Linked DNA regions of Homo sapiens: region 1 is linked to region 2. A link is an interaction called in ENCODE POLR2A ChIA-PET data of the cell type or tissue named here. Cell type or tissue: PC-9. All regions are shown on one strand. Links, peaks and the distances in the headings refer to the core of each region. The heading gives the core; the rest is flanking DNA.

Evidence for each region. Peaks named below come from ENCODE experiments on the same cell type or tissue, not always from the same donor. Only the 100,000 strongest peaks of a DNase experiment are listed, where the experiment ranks them.
Region 1: POLR2A ChIA-PET joins it to region 2 with 8 read pairs; 4 of 35 experiments call an interaction of 5 or more read pairs at or near these places.

What each region holds. Positions count from the first base shown.
Region 1 is chr14:64,322,644-64,327,049 of GRCh38, forward strand. It overlaps a transcript of ESR2 not described here. Among named protein-coding and RNA genes, the nearest start is that of ESR2, 30 kb to the left of the region's middle. In PC-9, for the core only: no CTCF peak of the experiment used is centred there; a DNase peak (open chromatin) is centred at 2,378; H3K27ac peaks cover 1,120 bases.
Region 2 is chr14:64,564,503-64,568,908 of GRCh38, forward strand. It overlaps PPP1R36 (protein phosphatase 1 regulatory subunit 36), which reads left to right. Exons shown (of 12, transcript NM_172365.3): 4 at 249-335; 5 at 855-952; 6 at 1,124-1,190; 7 at 3,847-3,945. Among named protein-coding and RNA genes, the nearest start is that of PPP1R36, 17 kb to the left of the region's middle. In PC-9, for the core only: no CTCF peak of the experiment used is centred there; no DNase peak of the experiment used is centred there; H3K27ac peaks cover 541 bases.

The sequences.
Region 1 (4,406 bases), core at 182-4,181, 240 kb before region 2:
GCATTCAATGCTAGCTGGATGTAAAGGAGAATGATTTACTCTTAAATGAACTGCTTCTATCCTTTTGCAAATAGTAATCTGACAATGGCTATTAGAATTTAAAATACGCACTGTGACCCTATCAGCTCATATTTGTCAATTAATCCCCTAGCAACAAAAGCACCAGTGTGGAAGGATATAAGTTGAAAGATACTTATTTTCACATTATTTGTAGTGACCAAAAGAAGGAAATAATTATATCATCCCTCAAAAGAGAAATGGTTGAATAAATTAAGATACATGCATACTATAGAATATTATACAGTTATTAAAGGAAGAGCTATATCTTTTAACTTAAGATACAACCATGAGGCACTACTAAGTAGAGGAAGTTGCAGAATATTTTTATTAGAATGATCTTAGTTTTGTGAAGACACCATTACCCTTTATATATGTTTACATATTTCCATAACTATGGGAATGGTTAACATTGGTTACTGAGGTGACATGGGCAGAGAGAAAATTATTATTTCCTTTAAACTGTTTAGCATAGCTTTAAGTGTTGGGGTAGGCACATGTTATTTTGTTTTTTGTTTGTTTTTTGAGACAGGGTCTCACTCTGTTGCCCAGGCTGGAGTGCAGTGGTGCAATCTTGGCTCACTGCAACCTCTGCCTCCCAGTTTCAAATGATTCTCCCACCTCAGCCTCCCAGGTAGCTGGGACCACAGGCATGTGCTACCGTGCCCAGGTAATTTTTGTGTTTTTAGTAGAGACAGAGCTTCACCATGTTGGCCAGGCTGGTCTTAAAACTCCTGACCTCGAGTGATCCCACCTCGGCCTCACAGAGTGTTGAGATTACAGGTGTGAGCCACCATGCCTGGCCAAGCACACGTTATTTTGTACAATCTTAAGAAAACTTAATAAAGGATTATTTTTATTTGCATGGATTAACCATTCAATGTATTATTTCCATACACATATTCAAAGGCAGAGGTGGAGGCTAGATGAGATGATATATTTATCTTTAAACTCTATATGGTCTACTGTTGACCTTACTTCATTAAGTCCTATTTTGTTTGTTTGTTTTGAGATGGAGTCTTGCTCTGTCGCCTAAGCTGGAGTGCAGTGGCACGATCTCAGCTCACTGCAACCTCCACTTCCCAGGTTCAATCGATTCTCCTGCTTCAACCTCCCAAGTAGTTGGGATTACAAATGTGAGCCACTACACCTGGCTAATTTTTGTGTTTTTAGTAGAGACAGGGTTTCTCCATGTTGGCCAGGCTGGTCTTGAACTCCCGACCTCAGGTGATCAGCCCACCTCAGCCTCCCAAAGTGCTGGGATTACAGGCGTGAGCCACTGCCCCCAGCCAGTCCTATATGTTTGTAAAATCTGTGGTTGTTCAATAAGTATTGAATAAATGAATGAATAAGCAAATCATTCAGTTTGTGAGTAAAAGAAATGAGTGCGGTAGCCAGACTTTTAAGATGACCACCAATGATCTGCACCGCGCCGCCTGGTACCCTTATAGTCTCGAACAACATTGTATCAGGTTGGTCTGTTTGACTGATAGAATATGGCAGAAGTGATGTTATGTAACTTACAAGAAGAGATTATAAAAGACACTAAACTTTCCATATTATATTGATGGTTTTATCTGTCAAATATGTACACAGTGAAAAAACTGAAGATATGGGAAAGGGCATGTTTTTTGATAAAATTAGAAGCATAACTCTAAGGATTTTTCCCCCTCACTTTTCCAATGTTAAGTGAAATATAAATAGTTTTTATCAGCTTTCTACACCAAATAAAGTTAAAGTTATTAATATTAGAATAATAAATAGTTAATTTCATTGCCCAAAATAACATCTATAATTCAGGAAAGTCTTTTTTCATAGTCTAATCTTTTAAAACATCATTAAAAGCAATTTTTCCTTCCAGGTATTTCAAGGATCTTTTGTTGTTCCCTATACTTTTCTTCAAGTTGGAATGATTCACAAACAGCTGTTCATAAAGATGATACAGCTGTTCCATTTGCTGAGTAAGCATCTGAATTTCCTGCTGAAGATCTTCTGTTCTCTATAGAAAAAGAAGGAAATACTTCCTGATAGTTAACAGTTACGTTTAGAGTGACATTGTGGGGACAATAAATTAGTAAATAGAGGCTAAAGGAAGACTATTAAGACTTGACATTTAAAAATTAATTTAAAAAGAAGTGGATCTGATACACAATAGTAAGACATTTTAGTTTGTAGAGTAATAAAGTCATAAAATAAGTTTTCAGAGATCAGAGGTTAAAAAATTATAGACTTCTGTTAATAGATGTAGCAGATGTCACTAGCATATTGAAACCTGATAGCCATATTCATTACATTCCACTGTTGATGGAGTGGAATTGCTGAGTCACAGGGTAGGATATATTCTGGTTTTAGGGATACACTTTGGTTTTAGGAGATATTGACAAATGCATTTCCAAATGGGTTGTACCAATTTAATCTCCTATCAGGAATGTAGGAGAATCCCGTTTCCTTGCCTAGCTCTGACATCATTTTAACCACATGCAAAATCCTCAATTATTTAACAAAAGAATGTAATACCTTCTGTTTCCAACCCACACATCATCCAAGATCTCCTGTCCTTTTATGCAGCTCTGGGATCTGAGTAAGCAAGTTTAGTTTCTGGACTTTTGTTGAGTAAAAGTAGGAAATAAGAGGAGAGAAAATTATTCATGAAATGATGAATTTGCATTAGAAAGAAGGTAGGAAAAAGAGGAAGGGAAGAGAAATTATGAGCAGCATAGACTGGATCTGGGAGAGTTTTTTAAGAGAATGGAGAGTTAGGCACAGGAGAAAAAGGTTTAGGATGTGATGTGAGAGATATAGTGAGAAAAGTTAAGAAAATGAAGGTGTTATTGTAAATTATGAATATTCCACCTTTTATTAAGAAAATTAGTTAAGGCAAATAATTAAGATTGGAATTACAGTTGACCCTTGAAGACCGATTTGAATTGCATGGGTCCACTGATAACGTGGATTTTCTTCTACTTCTGCTACCCCGGAGACAGCAAGACCAACCCCTCCTTTCCTTCCTCCTTCTCAGACTACTCAAAGTGAAGACGATGAGAATGAAGACCTTTATGATGATCCACTTCCACTTAATGATTAGTAAATATATTTTTTCTTCTTTATGATTTTCTTAATAACATTTTCTTTTCTCTAGCTTTACTGTAAGAATACAGTGTATAATACATACAACATACAAAATATGTGTTAGTCAACTGTTTATATTACTGGTAAGTCTTCCAGTCAACAACAGGTTATTAGTAGTTAAGTTTGGGAGGAGTCAACAATTATACACAGATTTTTTTTTTTTTTGCATGATGGCCATATCCCCTAACCCCAGATTATTAAAGGATTAACTGTACTGTCAACTAGTTTTGACAACTGAAATATTCTTTTATAAATGGAGCCAACACATAAATTGGATCATGTAGACCCTTGCTTTACATACAGATTACATTAAAAAGTGGTTATAGTCGAAGGAATTTGAAGAACACTTCCTCAGTACTATTTTACTTCCTCAGCAATATTTTACCCCCAACAGACTTCTATAAAATCTTCTCTTTTTATTCTTTTCTACTGACTACTCCTCAACCCTCCTTCACTCAATGAAGATTTGGGGCCTCACATTCTTCTTCTATACCAACTCATACCATAATTCAAGATTTCAGGGGTCACAGTAGATGATCGATCCAATAATACAGCTTTGTGATTCATGTGTGTACTTAATTCCAATGCCCTACACCTACACTCATTTATTATTTAATTATTTATTATTCTAATATTAATAACATTAACTTTTTTTGATGTAGAAAGTGGTTGTTAAAGCCAGATCATTCCAGCTCCCAAGAGTTGATTATTCATATCTCTTTCTAATTCTATGCTCAATGACATGTTGGTATCAAAAGTCAATGAATGCTCAAATTGGGTGCTTTTTCTCAAGAGCCAGTTTACCAGCACATGACTGCCTTTATACCCTACTTCAACCACCTACACCTAGATCCAAAAACAACCCTGGATTTTGTCATCAGCAGGAATTGCCCCATACCAGAAATATGAAACTCCGCTATCTTATTCTGTAACATGATCTCAGCTTTCAGCTTTCTCACAGCCCTATTACCCCTATACCTTTCTCTTCAGTATCACAGAGACCTTTAGGCCCCCCTTGCATTTTCTCTTAATATATCAGAAAGGCATAAAGGCTCCCAGTCAACCACGGTATAAAGGAACCATGGCTTCCTTCTACCCTCCCTTTGGGAGAGAACCAACAAACAACTCAACATTTCTCGATTACCTCCTAGAGTTAAACAAGATAACAAAAATTGTTTTTCTTCAAAAATCAATCAAAACTTATTCTCACCTTCATCATG
Region 2 (4,406 bases), core at 306-4,305:
TATTTTTCAGATATTCTGTGTGTGGTGGTATTCTGGAGATTGCTGATGGTTAGAGGCTGAATGTAAAGTCTGAAGTTTTAATTTTTTCTCTAGATAAGTGTTCCATATATAAATAGATGAATTGAACACTGCTGTGTCTCAGATCTGCTGATAATATATGCTAGTCCAAAGATTATGAGCTATGATATGATTTGACTTGTTTTCCCCTGGAAAAGGTGAAGTCCCTAATTATCTCATTTTTATTGCAGTTTTACACCTGCAGCAGAAGTCAAGGAAAAAGGAAAGAAAGGCAAAGCAGTTCACTTTGCAGAAACTGATGGTCCAGCTTCAGACAGGTAGATTAACTTCCCAATCATGCCAGAGTTGCTGATAGCATCTCTCAGTGGAATGGCTTCAGCCTTTACAAACTACGAAAATACCATTCCCATTATTCTAGGTCGCAATGCGAATACCCATCAAAGAAAGAACATGTGCTGTTTCAGCATTATGGTGGGAATTACGATAGTCCCGATAAATGTATCCTGTTAACTTGGCTGTTAGCACATCTTCAACTTTTTACAGTTTTTTAAAATTTGAAAATGATAGGTACACCAGAACAGATGATTTAAATGATCTATTTTGGATGGTATTTGTACTTACATTTTATATCAGGCAGTGAACATCCCTCTTGCCTTAATATAGTAAATAAAATGTTTAATAAAAAGCATTCCAAAATGATCGTACATCAAACAAAACCCATGTATGACACTCAGGCTCTTATTACTTTTTAATAAATGCTTCCTGCACCTCAGGATAGATTAAATACAACTAAAATATATTAAAACACTACTAGAAACTGTTATATTCCAAAACAGGTTGACAGATAAAAGACTTGCTGCAAAAGATGATAAGTCAGCTAAAGCTGTAGAGAAACGAGGTCAACAGGGCACCATTACACTGGATGATGTTAAATGTGAGTAACTGTTTCTTTATGCATACATAAACATACATCTGTACATACATACACATATCCATACATAAACATCCGCCCATCTACATATAACATCCATACATAAACGTATCTTGTGTGACTCTCTAAGGTAGCTCTTTGTCCCTCTCTCAATTGTTCATTTTCTCTTTTCAGTTGTTACTTTGCTTTTGCTACAAGATACTGAGATGCAGCGGATCTGTTCTTTTACAACATTTATGAGGTATCTATTGCTTATGAGTCATTTTAGATCTTTTATCCTTTATTTTTCAGTAACTTCATCTGATAAGTGATGACAAATCTGATTTTTAGAGGAAGAGCGTGAGGCTGGCTCTATGCAAGCCATCCTCTCAGGACCTAGTCACAAAGACTGCGACCAAAGAGTCAGGGAGAGGAAGCCAGAAGTCATGGGAACCCCAGATAAAATCCCAGGGCAAGTAGTATGGAGAGCATGCTGTCAGAGTCTCACATGGACTGTGCTATTTTTATATAATAGTTAAAGGATATACCCATTTACTGGCCAGGTGCGGTGGCTCACGCCTGTAATCCCAACATTTTGGGAGGCCGAGGCAGGTGGATCACAAGGTCAGGAGTTTGAGACCAGACTGGCCAACGTGGTGAAACCCCGTCTCTACTAAAAATACAAAAATTAGCTGGGCGTGGTGGTGGGCGCCTGTAATCCCAGCTACTTGGGAGGCTGAGGCAGGAGAATTACTTGAACCTGGGTGGCGGAGGTTGCAGTGAGCTGAGATTGTGCCAATGCGCTCCAGCCTGGGTGACAGAGCAAGACTCTCTCAGACCAAAAAAAAAGAAAAATACAAACATTAGCCAGGCGTGGTGGCAGATGCCTGTAATCCCAGATACTTTGGCGGCTGAGGCAGGAGAATCGCTTGAACCTGGGAGGCAGAGGTTGCAGTGAGCCAAGATCATGCCATTGCACTTCAGCCTGGGCGACAGAGCAAGACTCCCTCTCAAAAAAAAAAAAAAAAAGATATACCCATTTACTGAAGATCACTTTTCTCTACTAGTTATGTTTGGCAGCCCCAGGATGTGCTAGGTGTGTGACTCTGGGTAAGTTTCTTGACCTTTGTAAGCCTCAGTCTCCTCAGCTACAAAATTGGGAAGTAATTGTGTAATTGTGGGCCCTTTGTATGGCTATGCGTGGCTGTGCCTCACGTGGCCTCAGCACCGCGAACGCTCAGTGAGAGTTGGGTGCCCGATGCCATTTGCACCCCTCCCCATTCCCTCTGCACACACATACAGGCTGCTTGTGGCAACTGCCTGAGACTCGGCCTGAAGGGCTCATTCCACCACAGGCACACACTCAGCCTGACTGCAGGGCAAGTTCAGAGCTAGGGAATCAGTGCCCTAGAAGCAGCCCTCATTCAGTGCCCTGCTGGTGGAGGAGTTGATAGGTAAACTCTTGAGATGTTTTCTACACTGTCTCCCAGAGTCACTGCAGGACTGAACTCCACTTAATTGTTAACAGCCTCTTTGTTGGCTTCCTTTCCTTTCCTGTCTCATTTCCCCACTTTCTTACTGATGTTTCCTGAGATCACTCCCAACTAAACTGTTCACTTTCAAGTATTTGGCCCAGTGTCTGTTGCTGGGGGAACCCAGCCTGAGACAGGGAGTTATTAATATCTTGAAAAGAAAATCTGTAATGCTCACCCTCATCCTGCTCTTTAGGTATAGTTCAGTAAAGCAATGCCAGAGAAAGAATTTCCATCTGGGGCCACAAAGAAGGCAGCAAAAGTCTTGAAAAATATTTAGAAAGAAAACAGTGACTTCTAGTTAAAAACAAATGAGAGAACATTGTAAATCAGTGCAGCCTTTTTGGAGAGCAAGGCACATACACTCTGTGGTAGCAATTTCACTTCTGTCTATAATATTTTTAAAAAAACCAAATACCCACAATAGAAAACTAGGTAAATATGAGGTATAGAATATTCTATTCAGCTCTTTAAAAGAAAGACGGAAATCTACATATAATATCATAGAAAGAGGTCTATGCTACGCAGAAAAGTGACAAAAGCAAGTTGCAAAGAATTGTATGTATAGTATTACGCCACTTATTACCAAAAAACATTTTGAAGGCATATATTCATGTACATGTGTATATGTTGGTGGAGGAGGATGTTACATGTGATTGTCTATGTTTTCGAAAGTTTAGAAAGGATTCATACCAAACTCTTTTTTTTTCTTTTTTTGAGATGGAGTCTCGCTCTTTTGCCCAGGCTGGAGTGCAGTGGCACAATCTCAGCTCATTGCAACCTCCACCTCCTGGGTTCAAGCGATTCTCCTGCCTCAGCCTCCCAACTAGCTGGGATTACAGGGATGCACCACCACGCCCGGCTAATTTTTGTAATTTTTAGTAGAGATGGGGTTTCGCCAGGCTGGTCTCGAACTCCTGACATCAAGTTATCCACCCACCTTGGCCTCCCAAAGTGCTGGGATTACAGGCATGAGCCACTGTGCCTGGCCCATACCAAACTCTTAATAGTGGTTACCACTAGGGAGTAGGATGGTGACAGAGGTAGGAGGAGAGAATTTTTACTTGATACATTTCTCTACATTTTTTAAACAATGGAAATATATTGTATAATAACTTTTTAAAAATTAAAATTAATTAGTAAGCACAACTATAAGAATTTAGTGTTTGACCTCTCCAAAAGTTTTACTTACAAAAACCAGATTTCTTAAATTTTTAAATATATAGTAGATATAATTTTAAGTGGTAAATTAGTTCTTTGATAGGCATGATAACATAGTTTTCTACTTATTCTTGTGTTGTGTGCTCATATATTTTTTATGAGAAATCTTACATTTGAAATAGGTTAGCATTGACTCTTTTTTTGTTGTTTCAAATCTCCCCATAGGAATAAGAATCTTGATAATTTCCTCATGGCATTATTGTACTACTTATCCCATTACTTGGAAAAAAACTCACTGGAAAAGAAACCCAAAAGCTATATGGTGTAAGTAAGATTTTATAGTGTGCTTTAGAGTTTTATCACTGCCAGTATTAAAAGTAACTTTTGTCTAGGATAAAGAGATGATGGAAATTTTTAAATCTTTGAGATGTACTAAGACATTTTACATGGGAAGAGTGTGTCAGTTTTTAAAGCTCACTGGATAATTTATATGTGTAGTCCAGCAACAAAATATTCCAACTGATACAGACTAGCATTGCACAGTAATGAGATAATGAAAGCCATGTATGTAATTTTAAATTTCTGGTAAACATATCTTAAAAATGTAATAAGATACATGTGAAATTAATTTTAATAGTGTCTTTTATTTAACCCAGTGATGCAAAAAATATTATCATGCAACAGTAGTTGATATATCAAGTTATTAATGAGATGTGTTACTTTTTTGTAGTAAGTCTGGTGTCTATTTTATACCTATAATATATCTCAATTCATACTAGACACAT